Linked DNA regions of Homo sapiens: region 1 is linked to region 2. A link is an interaction called in ENCODE POLR2A ChIA-PET data of the cell type or tissue named here. Cell type or tissue: PC-3. All regions are shown on one strand. Each heading gives the region's core, and the rest is flanking DNA. Links, peaks and the distances in the headings are about the cores only. Region 1 overlaps LINC02405 (long intergenic non-protein coding RNA 2405). Region 2 overlaps LINC02405 (long intergenic non-protein coding RNA 2405).

The links. Peaks named below come from ENCODE experiments on the same cell type or tissue, not always from the same donor. Only the 100,000 strongest peaks of a DNase experiment are listed, where the experiment ranks them.
Region 1: POLR2A ChIA-PET joins it to region 2 with 6 read pairs; 1 of 35 experiments calls an interaction of 5 or more read pairs at or near these places.

What each region holds. Positions count from the first base shown.
Region 1 is chr12:126,923,036-126,928,422 of GRCh38, reverse strand. LINC02405 (long intergenic non-protein coding RNA 2405) reads left to right here. Exons shown (of 7, transcript NR_104646.1): 5 at 5,218-5,387. Among named protein-coding and RNA genes, the nearest start is that of LINC02372, 51 kb to the right of the region's middle. In PC-3, for the core only: a CTCF peak has its summit at 2,048; a DNase peak (open chromatin) is centred at 2,042; H3K4me3 peaks cover 796 bases; H3K27me3 peaks cover 1,859 bases.
Region 2 is chr12:127,038,978-127,044,364 of GRCh38, reverse strand. The region is part of intron 1 of LINC02405 (long intergenic non-protein coding RNA 2405); the gene reads left to right. Among named protein-coding and RNA genes, the nearest start is that of LINC02405, 19 kb to the left of the region's middle. RefSeq lists a silencer at 2,014-2,214 and an enhancer at 2,198-2,327. In PC-3, for the core only: no CTCF peak of the experiment used is centred there; a DNase peak (open chromatin) is centred at 2,134; H3K27ac peaks cover 1,243 bases.

The DNA.
Region 1 (5,387 bases), core at 112-5,111, 120 kb after region 2:
AGGTTTACTGTATGTGAGAGAGAGAGCAAGAGAGAGAGAGAGAGACAGAGAAAGGACACTCCAATCCTGAGAGATGAAACTCTACTGATTTGAACAACAAAAAATGTCCGACCTAGATATGTTCCTATAATAAATTGTTAGTGAGGTAAACCTGGCCAAACCTCATGAGTATATATTGGCCAAACCTCATAAGTATATATCTTGATGATTTAATAATTAATATGCTCTGCCTAATATATGCCTTTATAATAGGTAATAATTTGTATTACAAAAGTGCAAACATGTTCAATTAAAACAGCATCTGTTATTTAATACACAAGGTCAATGCGATTTCTAGAATGTGAAGACCGTGGCTACCAAATGGCTAGCAGTCACCTGGCCACATTACGTAAGATGCATATGCACGCTACAATGTTCAATTCTGAGTTAACTGGTCTGAAAACTGATTCATGTATTAATTCCAGGCTACCTATGATAGTAAAACTATCAATACTAGGAGAGGCACTTGGTTCTGGTTTGAGATTGAATTTCCCCTAATTAATTACACTGTGGGTGCATTCTTTCAGTTCTATGATCTGTGTTTACAGGATTATACAAAGATAATACCATGTGATAGATGCAAGCTAATGCATGCACCCCTTTTATTATACATAGGGCTGCATATTCAATTTTTCTTTCTTTCTTTCTTTCTTTTTTTTTTTTTGAGACCGAGCCTCACTCTGTTTTCCAGGTTGGAGTGCAATGACACAATCTTGGCTCACTGCAATCCCATCTCCACCTCCCAGGTTAAAAAAATTCTTCTGCCTCAGCTTCCCAAGTAGCTGGGATTACAGGTGTACACCACCACACCCGGCTAATTTTTGTAATTTTAGTAGAGATGGGGTTTTGCCATGTTGGCCAGGCTAGTCTCAAACTCCTGGCCTCAAGTGATCTACCTGTCTTGGCCTCCCAAAGGGCTGGGATTATAGGCATGAGCCACTGTGCGTGGTCCACATATTCAGTTTTTACCTACTGTTTCTCTTTCTCACAAACTAAGCCAAACATTTGGTTCCAACTGATTTCTTCCTCTTCTTTCTGACATAGTCAATGAATTTCTAAAGTAAAAGAATGGAATTTCAGCTACAAAACAACATAAGAATGGTTTTCTTTAAAAAGTGCACCTATCACTGTTTTGGAATTTTTTCCCTAGTACTGCTTATTTATCTGGCCATCAGAAACAGTGGCAGATGCCTACATTTTGATAAAACATTTTAGAAAATATGCCAGAGACTGAGAGCAGGAGAAACTGCTGAAGGAGAACATAATGTTCATATTTATCTAAATGTGTTTATTTACATTAATGTTTTTATTGGTAGCAGAATATGGTGACATGCAGACTTTTTCTAAAATGTAATATGTAATGCTTCGTTCAGGGCGCAAAATTTTTCTTACAATTTCTACCTTATATATGATTGAGTGACACTTTGGAAAGATCACTGCTGTCCAAATGTTCTCTCTACATTTTAATCCAATACAAATATACTGTATTACTTTAAAACTTTTTTCCCCAAAATTGTATCCATTATGATCATGGGCAAGGATGATGTCTAGGATATGATTCTGAGATTGTATAAGTGATACGAGATCGAGGAAAACGTTGTTTAAAGAGAGGTAAATAAACTGAAAGCACAGGCATGTAAAAGGATTATTTGTGTGAAAACTGGAACCACAAAGAATGATGATAAAAGAGTGTTGAGGAGGGGGAGGGGGAGCCAAGAATTGAAAGCTTTATGACATGAGGAAGGAGGACATTTGTGTCATCTACCAATAAGTAGGACAAAGATAGACAGTAATGGTGAAATTTGAGTTTCAAAACACAGTGATTAGTAACATTGCAGAAGAAACAATGAAAAACAAGCAGGATGCCTACTTTATGCCTAGAGTCAAGAGTCACCACGAATTGGTGGATGAATACGTTAGTTTCATTTCTCTATTGTCAAGGGAAGATAACTCTCAGGTGTGTATTCTATGCTCCTTCCAAATGTTCCTCACTGAGTTTAAGCTCTGATTGCCCCACAGTGGTGACCAGCTTGATAGCACTCCTTTTAAAAGCTTCTTCCCTTTTCTTTCTCACTACTTCACATTCCTACAGTGTTTTCTGATAATACGGACCAAAGAAATTATTTGCACTTGAATTCTCATCTCAGTGTCATCCTCTAGCTGATGACATCATGAGAAAACTGCATCCTCCACTTTGCTGATTATGAGGAAAGAACCCACCAAGCTACCCCGAGGTAGGGTAACACTCGAACTGACGAACACACATGACTTTCTAAAGAAATGTGTAAACACTTGGACTCTTCTATCAACCTTTCTATGCTCTCATAATTTTCACTAACGATCTTTGCAAGTGGTTGCCTATCACCTCATTTTGGAAAATGGGTGTCCTTATTACCCGTGTTTGTCTAAGCCAGCAAGAGTCCTTTATACAATCCCTTTTGAGGAATGAGAATAAGTAGAAACACTGACAGGCCAAAATGATTTTAGTAATAGGGCAAGTAGAGTTCAAACCTATTGAGCTCTCTTCCCAAACTGTGCTATTTTGCTATGAGAGAATCCTTATTCTGAATTTGAGGTTTATTATTCTCAGAAGCTCTTTTCATTTTGTGCTTTGGGTGCTCCTGGTCATGAGAGCTTAAACCCCTATCAACCAACCACTTGAATTAAGAGTATCCACAAACAAAATTGCAAATACAGGCTTATGATTACCAGATTTCATGGATATTAATATTTCATAAGGAGACTTAAGCTATTTCATTGCGTTTTACATTAGTTGTTTTAATAAATCTTTTCCTACCAGCGGCACTGACAAATTTAATAGACTTTATAAATAATTGGTCAATACCGAATGTGTCATAAATTTACTCCATCTGTGGAAAGAGCCCCAGTTGCTACTTTTGTGTTATGTTCTTCCAAACAACCTGTAAGTCACAATTAATGCTGGTTAAAATTGTGACAGGTATTTGACTTTGTCAATGACAAGTTTTGTTTGAATGCCAAAGAAGTTTAATTCCCTATAATTACAGATTATGACACTGCAAATTTCCCTCAGCTCTAACCTAGTGCTATTGATAAGAACACTTTTAATGAAAGACACTCAATGGAGGAAGAAAATCCAAGTTTAGTGAAACAAGAGAAATGTAAATCAGAGTCACAGAAAGCTACAAAAAAAATCCTATTATTTAATTTGAAAATAAACACATCAATCTTTCAGTTTGATTGTTATGACTTTTTGTGGTATATGCTTTAAAATTATAGTGCTTTCATCAAAAGTTTAAAATTATATAATGTCTCCACGTACGTAAAGTAGAAACACTGGGGATTTGTTTTAATGCTTTGAGTTTCTGGGTGTAACTTTGGGGCAAATAGTTTGTATCGAGTTGTAGTCTTTTGCTTTTATCTCAATGATTATTCAAGCTATTTGCCAGGCAGACAGTAGCATTCAAGATGTTTTCAACTCTGAGAAAGGTTGCACATAACCTTCACTAGAGCAGACTGAACTTTCTTCTCTTTTTTTTTTTTTTTTTTCTGAGACGGAGTCTCGCTCCGTCGCCCAGGCTGGAGTGCAGTGGCGCGATCTCGGCTCACTGCAAGCTCCGCCTCCCGGGTTCACGCCCTTCTCCCGCCTCAGCCTCCCGAGTAGCTGGGACTACAGGCGCCCGCCACCACGCCCGGCTAATTTTTTGTATTTTTAGTAGGGACGGGGTTTCACCGTGTTAGCCAGGATGGTCTCGATCTCCTGACCTCGTGATCCGCCCGCCTCGGCGACCCAAAGTGCTGGGATTACAGGCGTGAGTCACCGCGCCCGGCCGAGAAGACTGAACTTTCTTAAAGGCATTTGAAGCCACACCCTAGTATCTACAAAAAAGAAATTAAACAAATAGCTGGGTATAGTGGTGTATATCTGCAGTCCTGGCTACTCAGGAGGTTGAGGTGGGAGGATCACTGGAGACTAGGAGTTCCAGGCTGCATCAAGTTATGATCGTGCCACTACACTGCATCCTGAGCAAGATTGAGGCCCTGAATTTTAAAATATAAATTAAAAGAGATATGAGGATATCATTAAAGTATTTGACCTTCTCATTAGTTTTAAAAAAACAACAACACACAAACACAAATTTAAGTCTCAGATAATGTAAACTATTTTTTTTTCCTTTGGGAAACATTAGATATAAAGTGAATATCTATCTTTGAAACACGGAATGCTGATTGTGAAAATGTGAAGTTTATGAAACACTAGGTTAGAGTTCAGGGAAATGAGCATTGTTATTTAGAAATTGAGAGCTACATGGTAATTGACAGCAAACGCTTTAATGTGCTGTTGAATCAAATAGCACTAAAATTTATAATAATTTTCATGAATAGAAGGTATTGTATATTCTGTTCAATGAATTATTTAGAGCCTAGAAATAATATCCTTTCTACAAACATAAAAGTAGTACCACCACTCAAGTCAATGTTTTAATGAGTTCTCTTTTAACCGGGCTAAATGCTTGCATTTGAAGGCTGCCCTGGTCAATATTTTACTTATTTTGGAAGAGCTGGCATTTCCTTTAGAGACACTGGCCTCTTTCTAATAAAAGTGGAGCACACAAGGTATATTGATATTTGAGTTATAGATATTATAATGTTCAATGAAATCACGGGGCAGGATTAGTCATCTCTGCCATTGGCTGAGGGTTATTGTGAGCTGTGCTTGTGGGCTGGTGTCTGGCAGATGTTTCTTGGGACCATAAACATCTTGGGGATGTAAACTTGGGGGCCATGAGGGCGCTCTAGCTGAGCCTGTACCTGTCCCACAGTGTGTGACATCCCCGTGCAATTCCACAGCGTGGAGAGTCCAGCCCTCAGCCACTCCGACGCCGGTTCACTGGAGAGTGTCCTGTGCTCTTGGCTCACCTGTGTGGACAGAGGTGTGTGCTGCTTTCCCACTCTCTGATGGGGACAAGTAGATTTTCCTGAGCTCAGCCTTGCCTCAGGATGGAAAGTGAACCTTTTTTTCAGGGGATGAGACCAACAAGGGCTCCAGGCTCAGTGAGTTCTCCTTGGTGTGTGTATTTGTGTATGACCATAACTATGGATCTTATTGGGATGAACAAGCACACTGTGTTTCCAGATTCACCCCACTCCACGGGGACTTTTACTTTAACTGACATCTGTCATAATTTACATTCACAGAACTGAGACTACCATACACCTAAGAAGTCAAAGTTGCTATTCAAGGGGAAGTGCAAACACAAGATGAGGGAAACTGATGTATTTAGTGTCTACATTTTACAAATGGATGCTTTTCATAATATGAAAATACTGCACCATAAGATTGCCAGTCACAACAGCACGGCTACAGT
Region 2 (5,387 bases), core at 87-5,086:
ATACACATATCAGGTTCTAATCATTGCATTTTAAATACATTATCGCTGCATCACTAGAACACTCCAAAAGGTAAATTCATCTATTATTCTCATTTTACAGACAAAGAAGTCGAGGCTTAGTAAAGCCAAGAAACTCTCCCAGGGTTATACCATTAAGAATTGGTTATAGACTAGATTCAAGTAAGTTTAATGTTAGAGACTGAGTTCTTAGCCATTGTGTATTATTGACTCTCCTACTTTTACTGGCAGAAACTAAAGTGTTGTTACTGTGTTGTTTTGTTTTAACCAAGCATTTGGTGTAATTATTTTCATATTCAGACAAGCTACAGACTCCTTCAGGGGATAGCAAACTAATGACCTTCAGGACCAATTCAGTCCAATGCATGTTTTGTAAGAAAGAATTTAAAGCTACATCTGATTGTTTATACATGTTTATGCTACACTTGACACATACGGCCTGTGGCTGCTGCTCGTGACAGAGACCACATGGTCTGCAAAGCTACTATCTGGCTGCCCCTGGTGATACAGCCAGGCTTGAGCTTGAGGTATGATGATTACAGGTATCAATGGAACCACACCAAGAAGCATGGATCTCCTGTGGAGCATGATCATATAGGTGATGGGTTCCTAGCCGCCGAGGGTGACAAGCCCAACTCCGCTAAGAACCCAATCCCAGAGCTGACCCCAGATAGGCTCTTTCTGCCTCTTTTCCCAATGCTCACCTGCTGGAGTTCCTTCACTGTGGCTCAGCCTAGAGTCATTCTCATGTCTGGTATGATCTCACTAATACCGTGGCTCCAAATCCCCTTTTTGGATGACTTCATTTCACAATACTCTCCTCTCCCTACCTCTCAGGATGGCCTTCATAGGATCTTTCTCCAACTGAGGCATTTTCTTGTTTTTCTTCAGCAAGGCTAAGCCCCGCAGTGAACATGTCTGATTGGTTTCTTGTCTTTTTCCCTGCAGAATGCAGTCATGAGGTCCTCAAGGGTCCACACCTGGCATGTCCCAGGTGCATCCCATGGGTTGACTTTTCCGCCTGGATCTGCACGTGCCCCAACCTAGGCCTTCATTTAAGACCAACTTGGCCATCCTCTGTCAAACAACAGAGCCTAGCTGGAGTCTCCTAGAATGAGTCATGTTGTGAACCTGGAATACCTGATGTTCCAACCTTTTACCTGAAGATCCAGGCTGAGTTGTGACCCCTCTCTAAGCAGAAGCTTCACCAGGTGCATCAGGCCTGTTAGAGGGGGTCCCCAGAGTGTTTTCCCAGGATGGCAGTGTGTTAGAGGGCTCAAGAGCTCTGGGGGCTATAGAGTCTAAAATGCAGGGCCCGAAGGATTGTGGTTGTAATTATGGGATCCTATTGCCCTATGGAGATATAATTGCATCTTGAAATTATGAAGTATCTCAAAAAAAGTATCAGTTTTCATTTCTGTAACTATAACTGTCTTTCAGGTGGAGCACTTGCTTTCAACCCTCCGTTTATACAATATTATCCATCTTCCATTCATCCTTGTGCACGTCTCACACATACTGCTACAATATTCAGCCTGTGTTGTGAGTGCTGGAGAGAGACGGGGAGAAGCAAATATAACAGATTGGAATGTTTGCCCGTTAGGGGCTACATCACCCAGCACAGGCCAGGTCAGAGCAGACAGTCAATAAATATTTTTAAAATTAATAAACGAGCATGATCACTGTGGCCAATTAAAGATCTAGTAGCATAAGGAAAGAGTGTGGTAGGGGTGTTGGAAGAGAGTAGGGTTGACTAAGCAAATAAACAGGGAAATCAAGTGTGAACAGAGTGTGAAACTGCAAGGAAATAGATATCTTGTTATTCAGAAAGTTGGAAGCTCATAGCCTGATATGTAGAAAGGGCTGCATGTGTGAGCCAGAGTGAGAAGAGTGTGTTGTGGTCCATGCTGCATGGAAGTGTCAAGTGAATGATATTGACAGGTCTCAACCTAATAACTAAGAAAATAAATAGAAACAAGAAAAGGAAACAGCCCAATTTCCCTGAGTTTCAGCTCAACATATAAAATACACAATCACACACATATATAAATACACCCATCTGCACACTTCCTCTTTTTGTGTGAGCAGCTGGAATTTACTGTAGGTGAAACAAATGTGAAGGAGGTTGCGAAACATACAGGATTCTCAGTTACTATTTGAGACTTCTCAATCTGAGTCAGTCTTATAAAATAGTAACTGATTATTTTTAGTTTAAAGGGTAGCCTCAGTTGGGCACTTCAGCCGGATTATCATTGACGCTGGCATACATTAGACTAGAGTACATGTTGAAGCATGTCTTAAAATCCACCTTGTGTCTGCTTAATTGCTGATATGGTTTGGATCTGTGTCCCCAGAAAATCTCATGTTGAATTGTCATCCCCAGTGTTGAGGTGGGGCCTGGTGGGAGGTGAATGGATCATGGGGGCAGAGTTCTTATGAATGGTTTAGCACCATCTACCTTGGTACTGTATAATGATAGAGTTCTCACAGTATCTGGTTGTTTAAAATTGTGTGGCACCTCCCCACTTTCTCTCTTCCTCCTGCCCCGGCCATGTAAGATGTGCCTGCTTCCCCTTCACCTTCCACCATGATTGGAAGCTTCTTGAGGCTTCCCCAGAACCCAGAAGCAGAAGCTAGTACACTTCCTGTAGGGCCCGTGGAAACAGGAGCCAATTAAACCTCTTTTTTTTTTTTTGAGAATAAGTCTTAAAAAGAAGCACTCAGGCTGGAGTGCAGTGGTACAATCTTGGCTCACTGCAACCTCCACCTCCCAGATTCAAGCGATTCTCCCGCCTCAGCCTCTCGAGTAGCTGGGATTACAGGCATGTGCCACCACACCCACCTAATTTTTGTATTTTTAGTAGAGATGGGTTTTCACCATGTTGGCCAGGCTAGCTTCGAACTCCTGACCTCAAGTGATCCGCCCACCTTGGCCTCCCAAAGTGTTGGGATGACAGGCGTGAGCCACCGTGCGTGGCCCCTCTTTTCTTTATAAATTACCAAGTTTCAGGTATTTCTTTACAGCAATGTGGGAACTGCCTGATACAGTCACTCACATTTGCCGAGTGCTTATTTTATGCCAGATATGATCCAGAGCACCGTGCGGTCATGAACGCACGAGGCTGTCACAGTGATCCTGTGGCATTGTACCCATTTCACGTAGAAGAAATGGAGGTTTAGTGAGAATAAGGGTATAAACATATAAGTAGATAGATATTAATAGATAGGTGGGTAGATACGATTTTTCTGAACAAACACGTTGAAAAATAGCATTAAAAATATTATCAGTCATGTTTTTTATTCCAAAGCTTCTAAGGGCCTTCAGCGTGCATTGCTACCTCTCAAGATCAATATATGCCACATAACCCACAATAAACTTAACCAGAGATGCCTTTCCTCCACTAGCATCTAGGAGCACTAGATTTTCTAGAAATACTTTGAGAATCACTGATGATGCAACAGATCTCAAAATGCCTTGAAATTTGAATTCAAAATAATGTTTAAATATAAAATGGACTTTTGTGCTTTATTTCCAACAAATAGAAAGGAAAACTTACTCATGAAATTTAGGCAGCCCATCACACAGAACTAGGTGTTTTGTAATTTTTTGACTCAAAATTGGTAAGCCAGCATTAGAAGGAGTGAGAGTATTGTCTATCTTAAGCTGTGTATAGGGATGATTGCAGCATATAGCCCCAAGGCCATACTGACAGCAAGGTCTTATCTCAGAAGATGGGGAGCTCTATTCTCTCCCTGTATTAGTCTGTTTTCATGCTGCTGATAAAGACGTACCTGAAACTTGGTAATTTATAAAAGGAAAGAGGTTTAGTGGACTCACAGTTCCACATGGCTGGGGAGACCTCACAATCACGGTGGAAGGCGAAAGGCACACCTTACATAGTGGCAGGCAAGAGAAAAAGAGAACCAAAGGAAAGGGGAAACCCCTTGTAAACCCATCAGCTCTTGTGAGACTTATTCACTAACACAAGAACGGGGTAGGGGAAACCGCCCCCATGATTCAATTATCTCCCACCAGGTCTCTCCCACAACACGTGGGAATTATGGGAGCAACAATTCAAGATGAGATTTGGGTGGGGACACAGCCAAACCATATCACTTCCCCATTGTGTATCTTAATTTACTCGCCCAACATCATCCTTCAAGAATTGCCCACTTCTTCATTTCTGTACTTTTTCCACACAACATAGACAAATACTTAGATACACACACACACACACACACACCCTTATAAAATTAATGTCTTTCTGAACATATGGCCATAGCTTTTTATCACACTAACATTATCGAAATCTTCGTCTCTTTCTCTCTCTCTCTCACTCACTCACTCCTGCTCTCGCTCTCTCTCTGTCACACTCTGTGTGTGTGTAAATTCCAAGAAATGTAATGGGGAAATATATTTAAAACCATTAACCTTTTTAGTATCTGCAAGGTTGAGATTCAGGACAGTTAGGCAGATATGATACAGAAAGGGGATTTCCATTTGTTATTTAACCTGTACATTCTGTACATTTATTTAAACTGTACATTTATTTAAACTACCAAAACATACATTGTTTTGATAGTTTAAATAAATACTTTTAATAACTAAAATAACACATGTGTCCTAAGTCAAAGAATTTCTTGGTCCCAATTTACCTCCATGAATTTGAAACAAAGAAGCTAAATTTGAAATCTATTAGGCAATTGGCAACATAGAACACTGAATAATGCGTCCTGAAGCATCTTTGTAGTTTGAAGTGCTTTCTCCTTTATAAATGAGTTTGTGCTGCACAAATGGGTGCTCATAGATACTTGACAGAAATGTCCAGGCCTCTGCAGCACATTGTGTATAAAAGGGATAAGGGAGGCTGAGGCGGGCAGATCACCTGAGGTCAGGAGTTCAAGACCAGCCTAGCTAACTTGTTGAAAACCTGTTTCTACTAAAAAAAAAAAAAAAAAATTAGCCAGGCATGGTGGTGCATGCCTGTAATCCCAGCTTCTTGGGAGGCTGAGGCAGGAGAATTGCTTGAACCCGGAAGGCGGAGGTTGCAGTGAGCTGAGATTGCACCATTGCACTCCAGCTTGGGCAACAAGAGCGAAACTCCATCTCAAAAAAAAAAAAAAAAAAAGGGATGAAAGGCTGTAACCCAGTTTCCTCTAGGAGTTAAACACAGGAGATGGTCCGCTTGCCCGCTGGTTTCAGGCGGAGCCCGCCTGCTTGGGGACTATAAGTCGCATTGTTTGAGGCTCCTGGTGAGCACATGGGATGCCCAGGGACCTTCAGAAGCAATTCATGTTTCTAACTAACTCTTTTAGCAACTCATTCCATGAGACATTTATTGGCAACAAGAACTTGTTTAGAGACATTC